2 separate regions of the Homo sapiens genome follow, and region 2 is linked to region 1. Evidence: read pairs that join two places in POLR2A ChIA-PET (ENCODE). Cell type or tissue: PC-9. All regions are shown on one strand. Each heading gives the region's core, and the rest is flanking DNA. Links, peaks and the distances in the headings are about the cores only. Region 1 holds the start of MBD3 (methyl-CpG binding domain protein 3). Region 2 overlaps APC2 (APC regulator of Wnt signaling pathway 2).

Region 1 (10,460 bases), core at 1-8,000:
TCAGGGTGATGAGAATGTTCTGGAATTAGATAGCGGTGATGGTTGCACAACTTTGTCAATGTACTAAAAACCACTGGGGGCCGGGTGTGGTGGCTCAGGCCTGTAATCCCAGCACTTTGGGAGGCTGAGGTGCTGGGGTCAGGAGTTCGAGACCAGTCTGGCCAACATGGCGAAACCCCTTCTCTACTAAAAATACAAAAATTAGCCGGGCATGGTGGCAGACGCCTGTAATCCCAGCTACTCGGGAGGCTGAGGCAGAAGAATCGCTTGAACCCGGGAGGTGGAGGTTGCAGTGGGCTGGGATTGCGTCACTGCACTGTGGCCTGGGCCAAGAGTGAAACTCCATCTCCAAAAAAAAACCCCACTGAATTGTACATTTCTAAAAAGTGGCTTTGGCCAGGCAGTGGCTCATGCCTGTAATCCCAGCACTTTGGGAGGCTGAGGCGGGTTAACTGCTTGAGTCCAGGAATTCGAGACCAGTCTAGTCTAGGCAACACAGCAAAACCCCATCTCTATAAAAATAAGCCAGGTATGGTGGCACGTGCCTGTAATTCCCACTACTTGGGAGGCTGAGCTGAGAGGGTCGCCTGAGCCTGGGAGGTCAAGAATGCGTAAGCCGTGATTGTACCACTGCACTCCAGCCTGGGTGAGACCCTGTCTCAAAGAAAAAAAACAAAAAAGGTAGCTTTTGTGGAATGTGAATTATATCTCAATTTTAAATAAAGGTTATGCCCATCTATTGACACAAAATGATGTCCCTGAGATTTTATTCAATGAAAAAAGAACAGCCTTGATAAAACCACACGTATAGAAAAAAGTGGGCAACATGGCCTGAACTCTCCCCAGGCACCCCCAACAGAAAACGCAGTCTGGGAGCCTGCAGCCTCAGATGAAGGGCTGGGTTGAGGCCCCAGACCTGCAGAGGGCGGCTCTGGGCTGCCTGGCTTCACCCTCTGCAGAGAAACCTGAAATCTCTAGCCTGTAGAGGAGCTTCTCCCTGCTTTTCTCCACTGCTAGACCCTCATGCTCAGGGCCAGGGCCCAGAGTGGGAATGAGAGAGGTGGGGTGATGACAGCCTCAGGATACTCCGCTCAAGCTGGCCTTGGTTCTAGCTCCCAAGCTGCAGCCACCTCTTAGGGGGTTCCTGCTGCCTGGACGCCTCTCCCTGTCACTCAATGTCACGTCCTCAGAGAAGCCCTCCCTGACCCCAGTCTCATTCAGGCCCCGTCATCTGCCCTCCCAGATTTCAGCATGTGTCACTGCAGATCTCAGGACGTGTACAGGGTTCCAGCTCATAAGGGTACACATTTGGGGACCAAGTTTCCCCTCTCTTGCTGTCCTCCAACTTTCCAGGAACCAGTCCCTGAGCTCCTCCTGCAGGACGAGGCCCCACACATTGCTTCTGATCACAGCCATCCTTTCCCCGCTCACTTTTCTCACTTTATCTCCCCAAACCGGGACAGTCAAGAACCACAGAGGACCGAAGTGCACAGTGGACGGAGCGGTCGTTCTGCCCCTCCTTGGCTCGTGGAAACCACCCGCCCTCACCTGGGCGGTCTCCTGCCCACGACCCCGAGCTGTGGGAAAAAGGGGGACCAGCCGCACACCCCCCTTTACCCAGGTGCTCGGCACATGGCAGGCGTCCTCCGCTTTCCCCTCCTGGGGGACCTGAAGGCGCCACGGGACACTGAACCAAGGGGAGGGCGCAATCAAAGCTGGCCCAGAATCAAAAGCATCTTTCCCGAGCCAGGAAAAAAAAAAAAAAGAGGACAAACAGCAGGTGGCCGACTGTCTGGGACTTGGCTGCAGCAGGCGACTAAGTCTTTGTTCCACGGAGGGGGTTCCCTGCGACCTTTCAGAGCAGCGCCTTGTTCCAATTTGGGGACGGGGGGGTCTCTGAAAGCCTTCCACCACCAGTAACATCCACGCAAAGACTACCGTTAGGTGGGCTCGGAAAGTCGAAAGCCTCAGGTCTCCACCCTGAGGGGGCCACGACCCAAGAGGACCAGAGGCCTCGGAAGGAGTCAAGGGGAATACCTTTAAAAAAAGCAACGCTGCGTGGGAGACCAGTCACCCTGAGGCGCTTATTCCCAGGACTGGGGCGAGCCCAAGAACCCGTATTTTCACGCACGCCCTCCCCGATCCGCCCATGAGCCCTGCTCCCCGAAATCCCGGCTGGCCACCCCCTCGGGCTCCGCGCCACCCCAGGAGCGCCCCAAGAAGGCACCCCCTGCGTCTCACGGGAACCAAAGGGACAGCCCACCCTCCACCCCTGCCCCCCGGTAGCATCTGGCCGCCGCCAGGCGCCCCTGGCCCAGCGCGCACGAACAAAGGCCGCAGTCGCCGTCCGGCAGCCAGTCCCTGAACGGCCGGCCGAAAGCCATGCGGCCCAACAAGCGGCGCACGCGCACTGGGCCTCCGCGCGCCGGGCGCACACGCACGCAAGACGCACGCACGCACGCACGACGCACGCGCGGGGCCCAGGCCGCGGCCCGGGGCAGGGGCGCCGAGGCCGCCGCAGAGGCCGCTGGGAGGAGCCCGTTGAGGCCCTGCGCGGCCGGCGCGCTCATTCACCTATAGTAAAAGACATCCCTGTGGCCGGCCGACAGCCCCGACCTTCTGGGCACTTCTTCCCTCTCCCAGCCCTGCGGGAGCGCCGGGCACTCCCACCTCTTCCGCTCCATTGCGCCCGGCTCCTCGGCCCGCCGCCGGGCCCGCCGCCGCCGCCCGGACCCCCACTCGCCGCCGCCGCCTCAGCTGCCTCCGCTGCCGCTGCCGCCGCCGCCACTTGCCGCGGCTGTTCCGGCCCGCGGGCCCCCGCCCTCCGCCCCCAGCCGGGCGCGCGCCGGCTTTGCCGCCCTTTCGGCCCCCTCCCCGCGCTCGCCAGCCCCCGCTCGGGGGGCCCGCTCCGCCCACCCGCCCGCGCGGGGCCCCGCGCTGCGCAGCCGCGGCGCCATGCCCCCGCCCCTCTACGGCCCCGCCAATCAGCGCGCTGGGAGGGGGCGGGGCCTTAAGTGGCGTGCGCGCCTGCGCGCTGTGCCTTGCGAGCTGCCAGTGCCCAGCAGCTGTGCCCGGAGTCCGCGCGGCTCCTTTTACTGTGCCCTGTCTCTGCCGGCCGCCTGGTGCGCGTGCGCGGGGACATGCTTTCGGACTAGTGGGGTCCTTTCCTCCGACCTTTCTCCAGCCCAAGTCTTGGGGACTCTGGCCCAGTGACTGGACCTCGACTTCCCCGCCCTCCTGGTCTCCCAGCTTCCGAGCTTTTTACGAGCGTCCAAATCTGGGGGACTTCCCCCGTGACCACCCCTTCCACGCCCCCAAGTTCCCTCCAGTAGCTTTTTTTTTTTTGAGACGGGGTCTCTGTCACCCAGGCTGGAGTGCAGAGGCGCGATCTTGGCTCACTGTAGCCTCCGCCTCCCGGGTTCAAGTTGTTATGCCTCAGCCTCCCAAGTAGCTGGTTCCACGGACGGCTAATTTTTGTAGTTTTAGTAGAGACGGGATTTCACCATGTTGGCCAGGCTGGACTCGAACTCCTTACTTCAGGTGATCAGCCCACTTCGGCCTCCCAAAGCGCTGGGATTACAGGCGTGAGCCACTGCGCCCCGTCCAGCTGCTTTTTGAACCCTCAAAATCCAGGAATCTGAGCACCCCCCCCCAGCTCCCCGACCACCCCCTGCACCTTAGTCCAGCCACCATCTCTGGCCGGGAGAGTTCCAGGACCTTCCTGCGGAATCGCCCACCCCCTGTTGTCTCCCCTTAACCCCTTCCCCAGCCAGCCAGAGGGATCCTGAAATGGAAACGGGTGGGCTGCCCCCCATCAGTTCCCCCTGACAGCGTCGCTCCCAAGGCTAGGGCTGGGCGGGCCTGCACAGGTGTTCAAGGACTGAGTCTAGCTGCTGTGCTCCCCTGCCTCCAGCTGGAGAAACTGTCCTGGTTCTAAGGACTCTTTTGTTGACATTGGGTCCACCCGATCTGGGATGCTTTCCCATCTGAAGATCTCGTCCCATTTTCAAAGTCCCTTTAGCTGCAGGTTCCAGGGAGTAGGACAGGCACATTCATTTATTGATTGATTGACTGACTGATGGAGACAGAGTCTTGCTCTGTTGCCCAGGCTCGAGTGCAATGGCGTGATCTCGGCTCACTGCAACCTCCACCTCCCGGGTTCAAGTAATTCTCCTGCCTCAGCCTCCCAAGTAGCTGGGACTACAGGCGCCCACCACCATGCCCGGCTAATTTTTTTGAATTTTTAGAAGAGATGGGATTTGACCTTGTTGGCCAGCTGGTTTCGAACTCCTGACCTCAAGTGATCCGCCCACCTCGGCCTCCCTAAGTGCTGGGGTTCCAGGTGTGAGCCACAGCGGCCGACGGAACGGGCACATTTTCGGGATGTTGTGCTGACCACAGAAGCACTGAATAAATCAGGATGGATGGGTGGATGATGGTCGGATGCCCCGCTCACCCCACCTCGTCGTGAGGTGAGGTGAGGTGTGAGACAGCCAGCTCTGTCTCCCGAGAAGCTCAGGAGCTGGTTACTGGCCTGAGACCGAGGCCCCATGGCATTGGGCTGCCATGGAAGAATCAGTGCTCCCAAGGAGACAGGAAAGTCTATGCTGTGGACTCAAAGCCAGGCAGTTACACCCCAGAACCAGCCGTGGTACCTGACTAGGGCAGCCAGAGCAAGGCCTGCCCCCATGCAAGGGAGATGATAATTATGTTTTGAGACAGGGTTTCACTTTGTTGCCTAGGCTGGAGTGCAGTGGCGTGATCTTGGCTCACTGTAACCTCCTGAGCTCAAGCAATGTGCCTGCCTCAGCCTCCCAAAGTGCTGGGATCACAGGCGCCAGCCACCACGCCCGGCTGGGAGATTATTATTATTTTTTTAATTTAATTATTTGTGTTTTTTTTGAGACGGAGTTTCGCTCTTGTTGCTCAGGCTGGAGTGCAGCGGCGCGATCTCGGCTCACTGCAGCCTCCGCCTCCCGAGTTCAAGCGATTCTCCTGCCTCAGCCTTCCAAGTAGCTGGGATTACTTGACTAGGGCAGCCAGTGCAAGGCCTGCCCCCATGCAAGGGAGATGATTATTATGGTGGCACCCGCCACCATGCCCGGCTAATTTTGTATTTTTAGTGGAGACGGGGTTTCTCCATGTTGGTCAGGCTGGTCTCAAACTCCCGACCTCAGGTGATCCGCCTGCCTTGGCCTCCCAGAGTCCTGGGATTATAGGCGTGAGCCACCGCGCCCGGCCAAGATTATTTTTAAAATTGGGCTATGATTGTGACAATGCACTCCAGCCTGGGTGGTAGAGCGAGACCTTGTCTAAAATAAGTAAGTCAATAAAATAGTCTTTAAAATGGCCAATTCCAGGCTGGGCGCAGTGGCTGCATACCAGTGTGAATGTATTAAAGCACTGCATTGCACACCTGAAAATGGTTAATTTTATGTTATGTGAATTTCACCTCAATAACAAAAAAAGTGACCCGGGACATATCATGTGCACACAGGAGCCCATTTGGAAGGGGTCACGATGGCCAAACAGAGAGGACAACTTGAGCAACAAAATTAAAGTTTATAAAGGATTTATAGTCTGTAGAAAAAATGTCATCAAGGCCGGGTGTGGTGGCTCATGCCTGTAATCCCAGCACTTTGGGAGGCCAAGGCGGGTGGATCATGAGGTCAGGAGATAGAGACCATCCTGGCTAACACGGTGAAACCCCGTGTCTACTAAAAAATACAAAAAATTAGCTGGGCTTGGTGGCGGGCGCCTGTAGTCCCAGCTACTCGGGAGGCTGAGGCAGGAGAATCGCTTGAACCTGGGAGGCAGAGGTTGCAGTGAGCTGAGATCGCGCCACTGCACTCCAGCCTGGGCGACAGATCGAGACTCTGTCTCAAAAAAAAAAAAAAGGAAAAAGAAAAAATGTCCTCGAGTGGATGCTGGTAGAAATAAATGACTGAATAAATGGCTGATGGGACCACGAGACTGCTCCTCTTTACAGTGGAGTCCAGTGACTCACTGTGGCAACAAACACAGGACCCCATCCGCCAGTCTGGCTCCTGTCACCTCCTGGGCTGGCGAGGGCCTCAGTGCCACCATGCTGAAGTCTCTGCCTTCCCTTTCGGGACTTAAGTACCAGGACAGCAGATACAGAAATAGGCAGGGGAAGCTCACTGCTACTGGGGTCTGGTAACCTACAGATTCAGGGCTCAAGTCACACAATTTCTTTTTTGAGACAGGGTCTCACTCTGCCACCCAGTCTGGAGTGCAGTGGCACAATCACGGCTCACCACAGCCTCAAACTTCTGGGCTCCAGCAATCCTCTCACTGTGGCCTCCCAAAGTACTGGGATTACAGGTGTGGGCCACTACACTTAGCCTGCAGACAATTTTTTTTTTTAAATTTTTATATATTTTTTGAGACAGAGTCTGGCTCTGTCACCCAGACTGGAGTGCAGTGGTGCGTGAGCCACCACGCACAGACCCCTGGCCAATGTTTTTTTAAAAATCAGAACAAAATCTGGCCGGGCACAGTGGCTCCCGCCTGTAATCCCAGCACTTTGGGAGGCTGAGGTGGGCAGATCACCTGAGGTCATTTCAAGACTAGCCTGGCCAACATGGCAAAACCCCATCTCTACTAAAAATACAAAAATTAGCAGGGCGTGGTGGCAGGCACCTGTAATCCCAGCTACTCGGGAGGCTGAGGCAGAAGAATCGCTTGAACCCTGAAGGCAGAGGTTGCAGTGAGCCAAGATCATGCCACTGCACTCCAACCTGGGTGACACAGTAAGATTCCATCTCCAAAAATAAATAAATAAATAGGCTTGGTGCAGTGGCTCACAGCTGTTAATCCCAGCACTTTGGGAGGCTGAGGCAGGAGAATCGCTTGAACCCAGGAGGCGGAGGTTGCAGTGAGCCAAGAGCGTGCCACGGCACTCCAGCCTGGGCGATAGAGCAAGACTGTCTTTTAAAAAAGAATAAGTAAAATAAATTTCTGTTGGTTGAGCCATGCAAAATCTGTGGTATTTTGTTATGGCAGCCCTAGCAGACTGATATAATAGCTATTTCCATCAACACACTTATGTATGCAGACAGTATGTCTAGGATTTTTTTTTTTTTTTGAGTCTCACTCTGTTGCCCAAGCTAGAGTGCAGTGGTGCAATGTCGGCTCAGAGATTGGCAAGAGCTGGAAAAAACTGGGCAGCTGTATCAGGGAGTGTGACTTTGTACCATATTCTCTTTTTATACCTGTTCATTTTTATTTTTTCATTTTTTTTCTTTTTATCAGAGACAGGGGCCTCTTTGTTGCCCAGGTTAGTACTGAACTCCTGGTTCAAGTGATGCCCCTTCCTCAGCCTCCCAAAGTGTTGGGATTGTAGGCTGAGCCACCACTCCCAGCCTGTTCATTTTTGTATCCCTAATGTGACAGTTTGAAATGTCTACCAATTCTGATATTCTTCCCTTCAAAACACAGAACCTCATTCTCCTCCCTCTGCACGTGGGCTGGGCCTGGGGGGCTTGCTTTTGATAAACAGGCTGTGGCGGAAGTGATCACGTGAGACTTCTCAGGGTGGCTCATAGAAGCACTGTGGCTTGCTCCTTCCTCTCCCTTGGTTCACCTGCTCTGGGGAAGGCAGAGGCCATGCCGTGAGGATGCTCAAGCAGCTTCGTGTAGGGGCCCCCATGGGAAGGAACTGTGGCTGTCACCGACAGCCACGTGAGGGCACTGGCTTGGAAGTGGCTCCAGCCCCAGTTGAGCCTTCCTCAGACGAAGTGGCCTTGGCTGATGTCTTAACTGCAACCTCATGAGAGACTCTGGGCCACAACCACCCAGATACATCACTCCCAAATCCCCGACTGACACAGACTGTGAGAGAGTGAATGTTCGTTGCTTTAAGCCACTACGTGTGGGTGACTTGTTAAGGCAGCAACGGATGAACACACTGCAGATACTACTTATGAGCCATTTCAAATAGGCAGTTTCTGTCAGCCATTGGAACACTCTCCTAGACTTGCAACATTCTGGAGCTGAAAGGACGCCTGGGTCACCTGTGCCACTCCAGCTACAGTCACAGTAACCAAGCCACCAGCATGATCAACATCCGGGCACGGAGCAGGTTTCAGTGAGGTTTAATGCAACGTGCATTAAAATATCCAAGCTGTTTTCAGAAACATAAGAAGCCTGAAGCTGAGCTGTGGGTTTCCTCTTGTCCATCCTGAGGCTTGGGCTGCTCCAGATGCAGCAGGTGCTGAGGTGGGAGGAGCTAGCACCACCAGGCACCTGGAGGGAGAGCAGACGAGGCAGGGTGAGTAGAAGTGTCCCTTCCAGGCTGGGTGCAGTGGCTCACGCCTCTAATCCCAGCACTTTGGGAGGCCGAGGCGGGCGCATCACCTGAGGTCAGGAGTTTGAGACCAGCTTGATTAACATGGAGAAACCCCATCTCTGCTAAAAATACAGAATTAGCCTGGTGTGGTGGCAGATGCCTGTAATCCCAGCTCCTTGGGAGGCTGAGGCAGGAGAATCGCTTGAACCCGGGAGGTGGAGGTTGCAGTGCGCCAAGATCGCGTCATTGCGCTCCAGCCTGGGCAACAAGAGCCAAACTCTGTCTCAAAAAAAAAAAAAAAAATTAGCTGCGTGTAGTGGTGGGCACCTGTAGTCCCAGCTACTTGGGAGGCTGAGGCACAAGAATCGCTTGAACCTGGAAGGCAGAGGGTGCAGTGAGCTGAGATCGCGCCACCGTATTCCAGTCTGGCAACAGAGCGAGACTCCGTCTCAAAAAAAAAGAAACGTCCCTTCCATATGAAGCTGGCTGCGGAAGTGGCCCAGGACAGCAGCCTGGCAGGAACACCAATGCAGCACAGGCCCCGGGCTCCACGCAGTAGGGAGAAACACAGACCGGAGCAGGGCTCTGAGGCCCAGGTTCAAACAGTGGCATGGCCTCAGGCCTCAGGCCAGCACCTGGAAAATGGGGGTGTAAGAGCACGGCCACGTGGGACTGTCATGTGGGCACTGGGAAGATGCCACAGGCACTGTGGTTAAGGGGGCAGCTGGCATGCTGGAGAAACACGTGGATGCGTCCAGGGCCTCACAGGCGCTTCCAAGAGCTCATGGGGTGTCCAGCCACTGTGGGCCAGCCTCCACCTTCCCCCTCTGTCTGTAACATGGGCCCCACCCAGTTCAGGCTGCAGTGCCCACTGAGACGGAAGCAAGGTTTGCCTCAAAGACTCACTGGGATTGTCCAGAGGGAGGGCGAGGCCCACACCCCAATCACACAACCCAAGGCTGCGGGGCGGACAGTTCTGTGCCCGTGGGCCGGAGATGCCAGAAGGGGCACCCAGGGCCCCACTCTCGAATGCAGGTCTCTCCAGGGGGAGCAGTGAGGGCTGCCGCCCCGGCTCTGGGAGCCTGGAGAACCCACTCTTCGGCCACCATCCGGCCATCATGCAGTCCACCCACCGCAGCCCACTGAAACTTACCAGAGCAGTCTGTGAAGGGTTTGTGTAATTAATTATCCTTCTTAAACTTGCCATTGATGTAAGGTACCCAGTCCAGGATCAGCCGCCAATCGGTGGCCCACACCAGCCCCACGGCGCCCACAGCGCCCCATGTGTAGGCCGTCGGGACCCTGCGAGAGGAGAGGGGATGGTCAGGCCTGCTCTGGACCCTTTCTCCAAGACCCTCTCCTGCCCACCCCGGCCCCCCGTCCTGAGCGGTGATGGCTGAGGTGCGGGCCTGGCACCTGTGCCCGCCCAGTGCTGTGAGCCCTGAGGGCTGGCACCAGCAGCACAGGCCCTGCCCATGCTGCCGGCTCTCAGGAAGCCAGTAACTGCTCAAGGGGCTGCTGGGGTGGGAGTGGAGCTGGGGGGAGGCTGGGCCTGGCGCATGTGTAGGTGTTTGTAAGTTTGCAACCACCATGATGATGGGTCCGGTCTGCTGCAGTCTGCAGAAATTCATCCATCCCTGCCACAGCTGCAGGACTCAGGCAGGTGCCGCCATCACAGTCCCTGTTCCCAGGCGAGGACACCAAACAACAGACAGGGCGAGGCCCTCACCTGAGGCCACACAGCTGGCGAGGATCGAGGCCTCCGGTTCCAAGCTCATGCTCTTGCCCACCACGGCACGTGCTGTGAGAGCTCCCCTGAGTTGCCTGGGCCCAGCAGATTCTAGGAAGGCCCAGCAGATTCTAGGAAGGCCCAGCAGATTCTAGGAAGGCCCAGCAAACCCGCCTGCTGGCGTTTACGCCCTCGCACAGTATGAACTTGGGCACAGGCTTCTTTTTTTTTTTTTTTTTTTTTTTGAGACGGAGTCTTGCTCTGTCACCAAGCTGGAGTGCAGTGGCGTGATCTCGGCTCACTGCAATCTCCACCTCCCGGGTTCAAGCAATTCTCCTGCCTCAGCCTCCCGAGTAGCTGGGACTACAGGCGCCCGTCACTGCGCCTGGCTAATTTTTTGCATTTTTAGTAGAGATGGGG
Region 2 (8,000 bases), core at 1-8,000, 140 kb before region 1:
GTCTGTCGCCCTCTCTGGCTGTGAGCCTGGGGGTGCTGGGCTGGCCAGTCGGCTTGCTGGGTTAGGCTGTCCCAGCTGTCTGTGTGTTTGTCCGGCTGTCAGGATGTGTCCTGGGGGCTGGGAAGGAGAGGCCGACCCATCGTCTGTCGGTCGACTGGTCAGTTGGACGTTCAGCTGTCTGTACGTCTGTCTGCTGGCCCCTCTGTCTCCCCTTGGGGCCACCTCTCACTCCACCTGCCCCTCTGCGCCCCGGATTGCCTGGCCACCACCACGTGGGCCTGTACTTGTCCACACCAGTGACTCCTGCCTGAGACCCCCCCCAACCCAGGATCAGGCAGGACGGCTGGGGCTTAGGTCAGGGGCCGTCTGTCCGGAAGGCATCACCGCGCCCTCCCCAGACCATCAGCTGAACCCTCTGACCCTGTGATCCCAGACGCTGCAGGAGCTGAAGATGGCGAGCTCCGTGGCGCCCTACGAGCAGCTGGTGAGGCAGGTGGAGGCCTTGAAGGCTGAGAACAGCCACCTGAGGCAGGAGCTAAGGGACAACTCCAGCCACCTGTCCAAGCTGGAGACAGAGACGTCGGGCATGAAGGTGGGGGCCTACATGGAGGAGGTGGGCTAGGGTCCCGGGGTGGTGCCCCCCGGCAGCCCAGTGCAGTGGCTGATGGCTTCCCGCCCTCTTTCCCGCCCCTGCAGGAGGTCCTGAAGCACCTACAGGGAAAACTGGAGCAGGAGGCCCGAGTGCTGGTGTCCTCGGGGCAGACGGAGGTGCTGGAGCAGCTGAAGGGTGAGCGGTGGGGCCACCCGCAGAGGGAGTGGGGGAGGCTGGGGGGAAAGGCAGGCAGGGCCGCTGACCTCCGCCCTGTCCCCGCCCATCCAGCCCTACAGATGGACATCACCAGCCTGTACAACCTCAAGTTCCAGCCGCCCACCCTGGGCCCGGAGCCTGCCGCCCGGACCCCCGAGGGCAGCCCAGTACACGGCTCCGGGCCCTCCAAGGACAGCTTTGGGGAGCTGAGCCGGGCCACCATCCGGCTGCTGGAGGAACTGGACCGGGAACGGTGAGTGGGCGTGGGAACCCAGCCTCGGGCAGCTGGAGCATGACTCGGTCCCCAGCGGGCTCTGCCCTCTAATTCGCCCACCCGCATATGTCTCTGCCCACACCTCACACGCCCCACCCACTTGCATATGGCACTGCCCACCGAACAACCCCGCCCACCTCGGAGCTTCGTCCCCACGTGGCCTCCCTCCCCCTCCCCAGCCCGGCTGACCTCTGCTGGAGTTCAGAGAGGATGGGGGACGTTCCTGGCTGAGGGAAAGGCTCCTTGGAGACGTCCCCAGGGGTCCGAGACACGCAGGCGTCGCCAGGGACCGGGCTGTGTCCGGTGCCAGGGCTCAGCCAGGCCTGGAGCCAGGCGGGCTCAAAGCCGTCTTTGTAGAGAGCTGTGGCCCAAGAAGCGTGGGCTCAGGGCCAGCAGAGGGAGGCAGGGTCTGGGCACCCTGTGCAGCTGGGAGGGGTCATGTGGGGTCAGATGGGGCCATTGAAGAGCAGCGTGGGGTTGTCTGTGCTCTGCTGTGGGACCTCACTCAGCTCCCCTAAACCCTCCCAGCCTAAGACTCCTGCCCTGTAAAATCGGAATGGCCGTGTCTCCCATGAGGTTAAGGGAAACCTCTGTTGCACCTGGAGCACTTTGAGCCTGAAGCTACCTTGTAAGCTGGAGGGAGGTTAGCAAGTATGGGAGAAGTGTTAGAGGCAGGACAGCCTCCCTCAGTCTTTCTTCAAGGAGGAGAATTTCCAAAGGAATTGCTTTCTCTTTTTTTTTTTTTTGTTTAGTACATATAGTTTGAAACAGGGTCTCACTCTGTCACCCAGGCTGGAGTGCAGTGGTATGATCATCGCTCACTGCAGCCTCGAACTCCTGGGTTCAGGTGATTCTCCCACCTCAGCCTCCCATGTCAGGGAGTAGCTGAGACCACAGGTGCGCACCATCATGCCTGGCTAATCTTTTGTACTTTTTTTTTTTTTTTTTTGAGACGGAGTCTCGCTCTGTCGCCCAAGCTGGAGTGCAGTGGCGCGATCTCGGCTCACTGCAAGCTCCGCCTCCCGGGTTCACACCATTCTCCCACCTCAGCCTCCCGAGTAGCTGGGACTACAGGCACCCGCCACCACGCCCGGCTAATTTTGTTTTCGTATTGTTAGCAGAGACGGGGTTTCACCGTGTTAGCCAGGATGGTCTCGATCTCCTGACCTCGTGATCCGCCTGCCTCAGCCTCTCAAAGTGCTGGGATTACAGGCGTGAGCCACCGCGCCCGGCCGGCTATTTTTATATTTTTTATTTTTATTTTTTCCTTTTTAGAGAGGGGGTCTCGCTATGTTGCCCAGACTGTTTTCTCTCCTTTAATTTTTTTGCATCCCCCAGTTAATTTCAATACCCACCCCCCCCCCCTTACCCTAGCTCGGGGAGTGCCACGGGAGAGACCTTGCCATGTTGCCTGTTAACCTTGGCATACAGTAAGCGCTAACAAGTGATTACAAATATCAAAATAAACACACACGGCGCCGCCCTCTGAGCCCGCCCCCGCTGACTTGCTCCCCAGGTGTTTCCTGCTGAATGAGATTGAGAAGGAGGAGAAGGAGAAGCTCTGGTACTACTCTCAGCTGCAGGGCCTGTCCAAGCGCCTGGACGAGCTGCCGCACGTGGAGACGGTGAGCCGGCCGGGGAGCCAGGGGGCAGCGCGCCCGCCCCACTCAGGGTGCGGGAAGCGGCGTGGGGGAGGAACGGGGCCTGGCCCGGGCGCCCCTCACCGTGGCCCGCCCGCCTGCCTTTGCCAGCAGTTCTCGATGCAGATGGACCTGATCCGGCAGCAGCTTGAGTTCGAGGCCCAGCACATCCGCTCGCTGATGGAGGAGCGCTTCGGCACCTCGGACGAGATGGTGCAGCGGGCACAGGTGCGGCGGTGGGCGGGGTGGCGCGGCGGTAGGCGGGGCCCTGCGCCAGTGGGCAAATCAGAGTGCAGATATTATGGGCGGGGTCTGGGGTAATGGGAGGAGTCTTATGCCTCCTGGGTTGGGGGGCGCGGGTTCTGGTTCAGGAGGCGGGGCCAGAAGCTGGAGGTGTTGGTGGGTGGAGTCAGGAGGCTCAGAGCCTGAGCACAAGGGCGGTGGGGTGCGACAGTGGAAGGTGGCATGGCCTGTGGGCAGGGCCAGATCAGCAGGTGGGTGGGGCCTAGAAGGACGAGGTCTAGGTTCTGGGTGGAGCCCAAATGGGAAGTGGGAGGAGTCAGAGCCTGGGATGGACTAAAGGCGGGGTTTAGACAGTGGGTGGGGTCATATCTTAGGAGGCGGGGCTTAGGGAGCTGGCAGGGCTGGATCAGGGAGAAGGCAGAGGTAGGGTCAGGGCCTGGGGCGGGGTTATCAGGAAGAGGCGGGGTCAGAGCCCAGGGTGGGGTCATCCCAGGGAGAGGCGGGGTCAGAGCCGGGGGCGGGGTCAGCTCCAGCACTTGCCCTCGTGTGGTCCTGAGCAGATCCGCGCCTCGCGCCTGGAGCAGATTGACAAGGAGCTGCTGGAGGCGCAGGACCGAGTGCAGCAGACGGAGCCCCAGGTACCGGGTGGGGCAGAGCCAGGGACCAGGGGTGGTGTCGGCCCAGGCAGAACGGGGCTCCTCGAGTTCTGCCCGCCCCCGCCCACATCATCACGGGTGAGCAGACTGGGTGCTCTGGGACTGTACCCCCGACCCTGGTGCTCTCCCTGCAGGCCTTGCTGGCGGTGAAGTCGGTGCCGGTGGACGAGGACCCCGAGACAGAGGTCCCCACACACCCTGAGGATGGCACCCCTCAGCCGGGCAACAGCAAGGTGAGGGGGAGGGTGAAACGGGGGCTGGCGCAGCTGTCTGGGCTGGAAGGGGGATCAGGTCTGCATCCTCGCCAGTGGTGGTGCCCTCCCATGCCTCCATCCAGCACCCCCTCGGGTGTAGGAAGGCCCCTCTGGCGTGCAGCTCATGCAGAAGCTGCGGGCCTGGCGAGGTGGATGGGGAAATACGTCCCGTAGCGGGGGCTAAGTGGGGCACCATAGACGTCCCCGTGGAGTCCCTTGGCTCTGCGCGGCCACCCTAGGAATGCCAGGTGAGGGGGGCCAGCCTCCCCGAAGCACGTGTGCAGCCTCCTAGCGTCCCCTCATCTGTCCCCCAGGTGGGCGTGGGGCTGCCCTTGGGGACGGGGCAGGGGTCACAGGGCTCCGACCGGGTTTCCAGGTGTGCGGGGGGCAGGTGAGGGACCCCACCCTGACCCTGCCCTCCCCCCAGGTGGAGGTGGTCTTCTGGCTGTTGTCCATGTTGGCGACGCGCGACCAGGAGGATACAGCGCGCACGCTGCTGGCCATGTCCAGCTCGCCCGAGAGCTGCGTGGCCATGCGCCGCTCGGGCTGTCTGCCTCTGCTGCTGCAAATCCTCCACGGCACCGAGGCCGCGGCCGGGGGTCGCGCCGGGGCCCCAGGGGCACCGGGCGCCAAGGACGCACGCATGCGCGCCAACGCGGCGCTGCACAACATCGTCTTCTCGCAGCCGGACCAGGGCCTGGCGCGCAAGGAGATGCGCGTCCTGCACGTGCTGGAGCAGATCCGGGCCTACTGCGAGACCTGCTGGGACTGGCTGCAGGCCCGAGACGGCGGGCCCGAGGGAGGTGGCGCCGGCAGCGGTGAGTGCCTGGCCTGGTGGGCCCCCTCCGCGCAATTAACGTGCAGCTAGGGCTTCCCGGGGGATGGGCGACTAGGACCTCCAGCCTTTGCTGCCTGCCTTCTGGCGTTGGAGGCTGCAGTACCAGGCTCCGGCCGAGGCCTGTGGGGGCATTTGACGTTGGGAAAAGACCCGCCCATGATCGTACCTGGCGCAGAGTAAACGCTCGGGAAGTCGCTGAATGCATGGATGGATCGTGGGTAACTCTGGAAAGTTGGGTGCAGACTTTGAGATTCTTTTTTTGCAGTTGATCGCAAAGTTAATATGGGGGCCGGGCGCTGTGACTCACACCTGTGATCCCAGCACTTTGGAAGGCAGAAGCAGGAGAATTGCTTGAGCCCAGGAATTTGGGGCTGCAGTGAGCTGAGATCATGCTACTGCACTCCAGTCTGGACAACAGAGCGAGACCCTGTCTCGTCAGTTTTATTTTTAAAAAGGGCAGAAGCACAGCTGAAAGGTGTGGTGCTCCAGGAACTACCTCGCCTCCCTTCCCAAGGCTGAGTGAGAGAGGCCACCCCATCATCCCATCTTAGAGAGGCTGGGAAAGGAAGTCCCAACTTTGCAGCCATTTGCAAAGCTCCCGGGATCCTTCAGGCCTGGGGCGGGCGGGTTGCGGGACCTTCGGGAGTCACCTGGGACATTTCCTGGGAATGGGGGCTCTGATCTGGTCCCTGTGCCCACAGCCCCGATCCCCATCGAGCCGCAGATCTGCCAGGCCACCTGTGCTGTTATGAAGCTGTCCTTTGATGAGGAGTACCGCCGTGCCATGAACGAGCTAGGTGAGTGTCCCAGGTCCTCTGGGAAGCCATCCTCCAGCCCCCGAACAGGTGGTGGCTCCTCGGCCGCTAAAGGGACACAGGCTGGGTCATCTGAGCTTGGGCTGGGGATTGGAGCCCGGAGAGGGACAGACTCCCTGGAGTCACATAGCACCTCTCATGAGTGGACCGTCACCCTGGGCCCTCTGTCCCCATGAGCTGCGTGTGGCCTCCCGATCTGGTCTGAGGCTTCGGGGGTGACTTTCAGCCCTAAGTTCCCTGGGGCTCAGAACAGGGAACGGACCAGAAGGGCAAAGATAGATAGAAGACAGGCCCAGAATTGGAACTGTAGGGGGTGTTTTACGTTTGAGGACATTGCAACATCTTCTCTTTGTCAATATAAAAAGTAATTGAGGCCGGGCGAGGCTGCTCATACCTGTAATCCCAGCAGTTTGGGAGGCCAAGGCAGGAGGATGACTTTAGCTCAGAAGTTCGAGACCAGGCTGGGCAAAAATAGTGAGACCCCATCACTACAAAAAAAAAATTAGTCCCAGCTACTGGGGAGGCTGAGGTGGGAGGATCTCTTGAGCCCAGGAGGTTAAAGGTGCAAGGAGCTATGATCATGCCACCACACTCCAGACTGGGCAACAGAGCCAGACCCTGTCTCAAAAAGAAAAGTCTTGCTGTAACTTTTTTTTGAGACAGAGTCTCACTCTGTTGCCCAGGCTGGAGTGCAGTGGTACAATCTCAGCTCACTGCAAACTCCACCTCCGAGTAGCTGGGATTACAGGTGCCCGCCCCCACACCTGACTAATTTTTGTATTTTTAGTAGAGACGGGGTTTCACCGTGTTGCTCAGGCTGGTCTCAAACTCCTGGCCTCGGGTGATCCGCCCACCTCGGCCTCCCAAAGTGCCGGGATTACAGGCGCGAGCCACCACGCCCGGCCACTTTACATCTTCAAACTCTGTCCCGGTGAAACATTTCCTGCTCATCCTGTCCCCAGCCCCTGGCACCCACCCCCATCCTACTTTCTGTCTCTGTGAATCTGATGGAGCTAGGGACATCCTAGGAGTGGAATCACACAGGATTTGTCATTTTATGCCTGGCGTCTCCCACTGAGCGTGACATCCTCAAGGTGCACCTACGCCATAGTCTGTTTGTTTCAGAGCCTCATTCCTTTTGAGACAGACAGGGTCTTGCTCTGTTGCCCATGCTGGAGTGCAGTGGCGCCATCTCGGCTCACTGCAACCTCTGCCTCCCGGGTTTAAGCGATTCTCCTGCCTCAGCCTCCCAAAGTGCTGGAGTTGCAGGCAGAAGGAGCCACCACACCCGGCCAAAGCCTGGCTCCCTTCTGAGGCTGCGTGACATCCCATCGTGTGCACAGGGCACGCTGGGCTGACCCACTTGTCCTCCTATGGATGCTCTAGCTGCCCCCCACTCCTGGCTCTGTGAATCGTGCTGTGGTGAACCTGGATGTACGCGTTTCAGGCTGGAAGTTTTCTGAGATATGTCCCTAACTCACTTCCCCAAAGGGTGTCTCCACTGACCCACTCCTGCTCTGAGAACAGTCACATTTGCCTCTGTTGTCTTTGAAGAGGGAGAAAAGTGTTTTGGTGACAAGTCCTCCTCTCCCTCTGACTCACAGGCGCCATCTCCCCGTTGATTTCCCCCTTTTGTAATGGGGAAGCGGGGCGAGTGAAGAGGGTGGGTGTGGCCGTCACCCATCCCTACAGCCCTGTCTGTGCTGGGGATGCTGCTCTCCATCTGATGGTCTTGGGGTGTATTATTAGAGGACTCAGGGGGCCTTCCCCGAGGCACCTATCAAACAGGGCAGGGAAGAACATTCCAGGCTGAGGGAACAACAGGTGCAGAGGCCCAGTGGCTGGAGGAAGCGTGAGCCAGGACCGAGGGCTGACAGGAGGCGGGGGTGGCAGTCACAGGGCACTGGGGGTACCCCTGTGGGTCTGGCAGCAGGGTGAGGCCATACCGGCTCCTGGAGGAGGTCTCAGACTTGGGCCTGGAAGGGGAACTTGAGGGCAGGTCTGGGGCATAGGGAGGGCCTCTGGGCAAGGGAGTGAGGTGGGGCGCTGGGCAGCAGGCAGGGTCATCCCTGCCACCCACCAACCTTGTTGGGTCCTCACAGGTGGGCTGCAGGCCGTGGCAGAGCTGCTGCAGGTTGACTATGAGATGCACAAGATGACCCGGGACCCGCTGAACCTGGCGCTGCGCCGCTACGCGGGCATGACCCTCACCAACCTCACCTTTGGGGACGTTGCCAACAAGGTGCCCGGGGGCAGTGGGTGGGCTGGCACTTTCCTCATCCAGTCTTCCAGGGACTGAGCCTCCTTCCAACTCATCCCAGCCTCGAAACAGCCCTGAGAGCTGGGGCCACTTGTCCCCAACTTACAGACGGGTAGACTGAGGCCCAGAGAGTGCGGTGTGGGGGGACGGGAGCGCGTGCTGAACCTCCCCACCTGGCGGTGTCCTCACGCCCACCCTGTTGCTGCCTCTGC

The links. ChIA-PET counts read pairs that join two places held together with the same protein. Peaks named below come from ENCODE experiments on the same cell type or tissue, not always from the same donor. Only the 100,000 strongest peaks of a DNase experiment are listed, where the experiment ranks them.
Region 2: POLR2A ChIA-PET joins it to region 1 with 13 read pairs; 7 of 35 experiments call an interaction of 5 or more read pairs at or near these places.

What each region holds. Positions count from the first base shown.
Region 1 is chr19:1,589,948-1,600,407 of GRCh38, forward strand. It overlaps MBD3 (methyl-CpG binding domain protein 3), which reads right to left and starts at 2,918. Exons shown (of 7, transcript NM_001281453.2): 1 at 2,575-2,918. The coding sequence starts at 2,684. UQCR11 (ubiquinol-cytochrome c reductase, complex III subunit XI) reads right to left here. Exons shown (of 3, transcript NM_006830.4): 2 at 9,465-9,613; 3 at 7,222-8,268. The coding sequence ends at 9,493. RefSeq lists enhancers at 942-1,931, 3,309-3,358 and silencers at 2,169-2,268, 2,409-2,708, 2,869-2,918, 2,989-3,058. In PC-9, for the core only: a CTCF peak has its summit at 889 (motif pointing right); DNase peaks (open chromatin) are centred at 2,494 and 3,064; H3K4me3 peaks cover 2,793 bases; H3K27ac peaks cover 1,284 bases.
Region 2 is chr19:1,452,551-1,460,550 of GRCh38, forward strand. APC2 (APC regulator of Wnt signaling pathway 2) reads left to right here. Exons shown (of 15, transcript NM_005883.3): 2 at 434-592; 3 at 697-787; 4 at 881-1,061; 5 at 2,599-2,707; 6 at 2,834-2,950; 7 at 3,526-3,603; 8 at 3,756-3,854; 9 at 4,303-4,693; 10 at 5,415-5,510; 11 at 7,631-7,770. The coding sequence starts at 452. Among named protein-coding and RNA genes, the nearest start is that of APC2, 6.4 kb to the left of the region's middle. RefSeq lists enhancers at 1-93, 94-725, 726-1,358, 1,359-1,990, 3,820-4,336 and silencers at 2,774-2,853, 2,904-3,023, 3,424-3,563. In PC-9, for the core only: no CTCF peak of the experiment used is centred there; DNase peaks (open chromatin) are centred at 2,611 and 3,161; H3K4me3 peaks cover 655 bases; H3K27ac peaks cover 487 bases.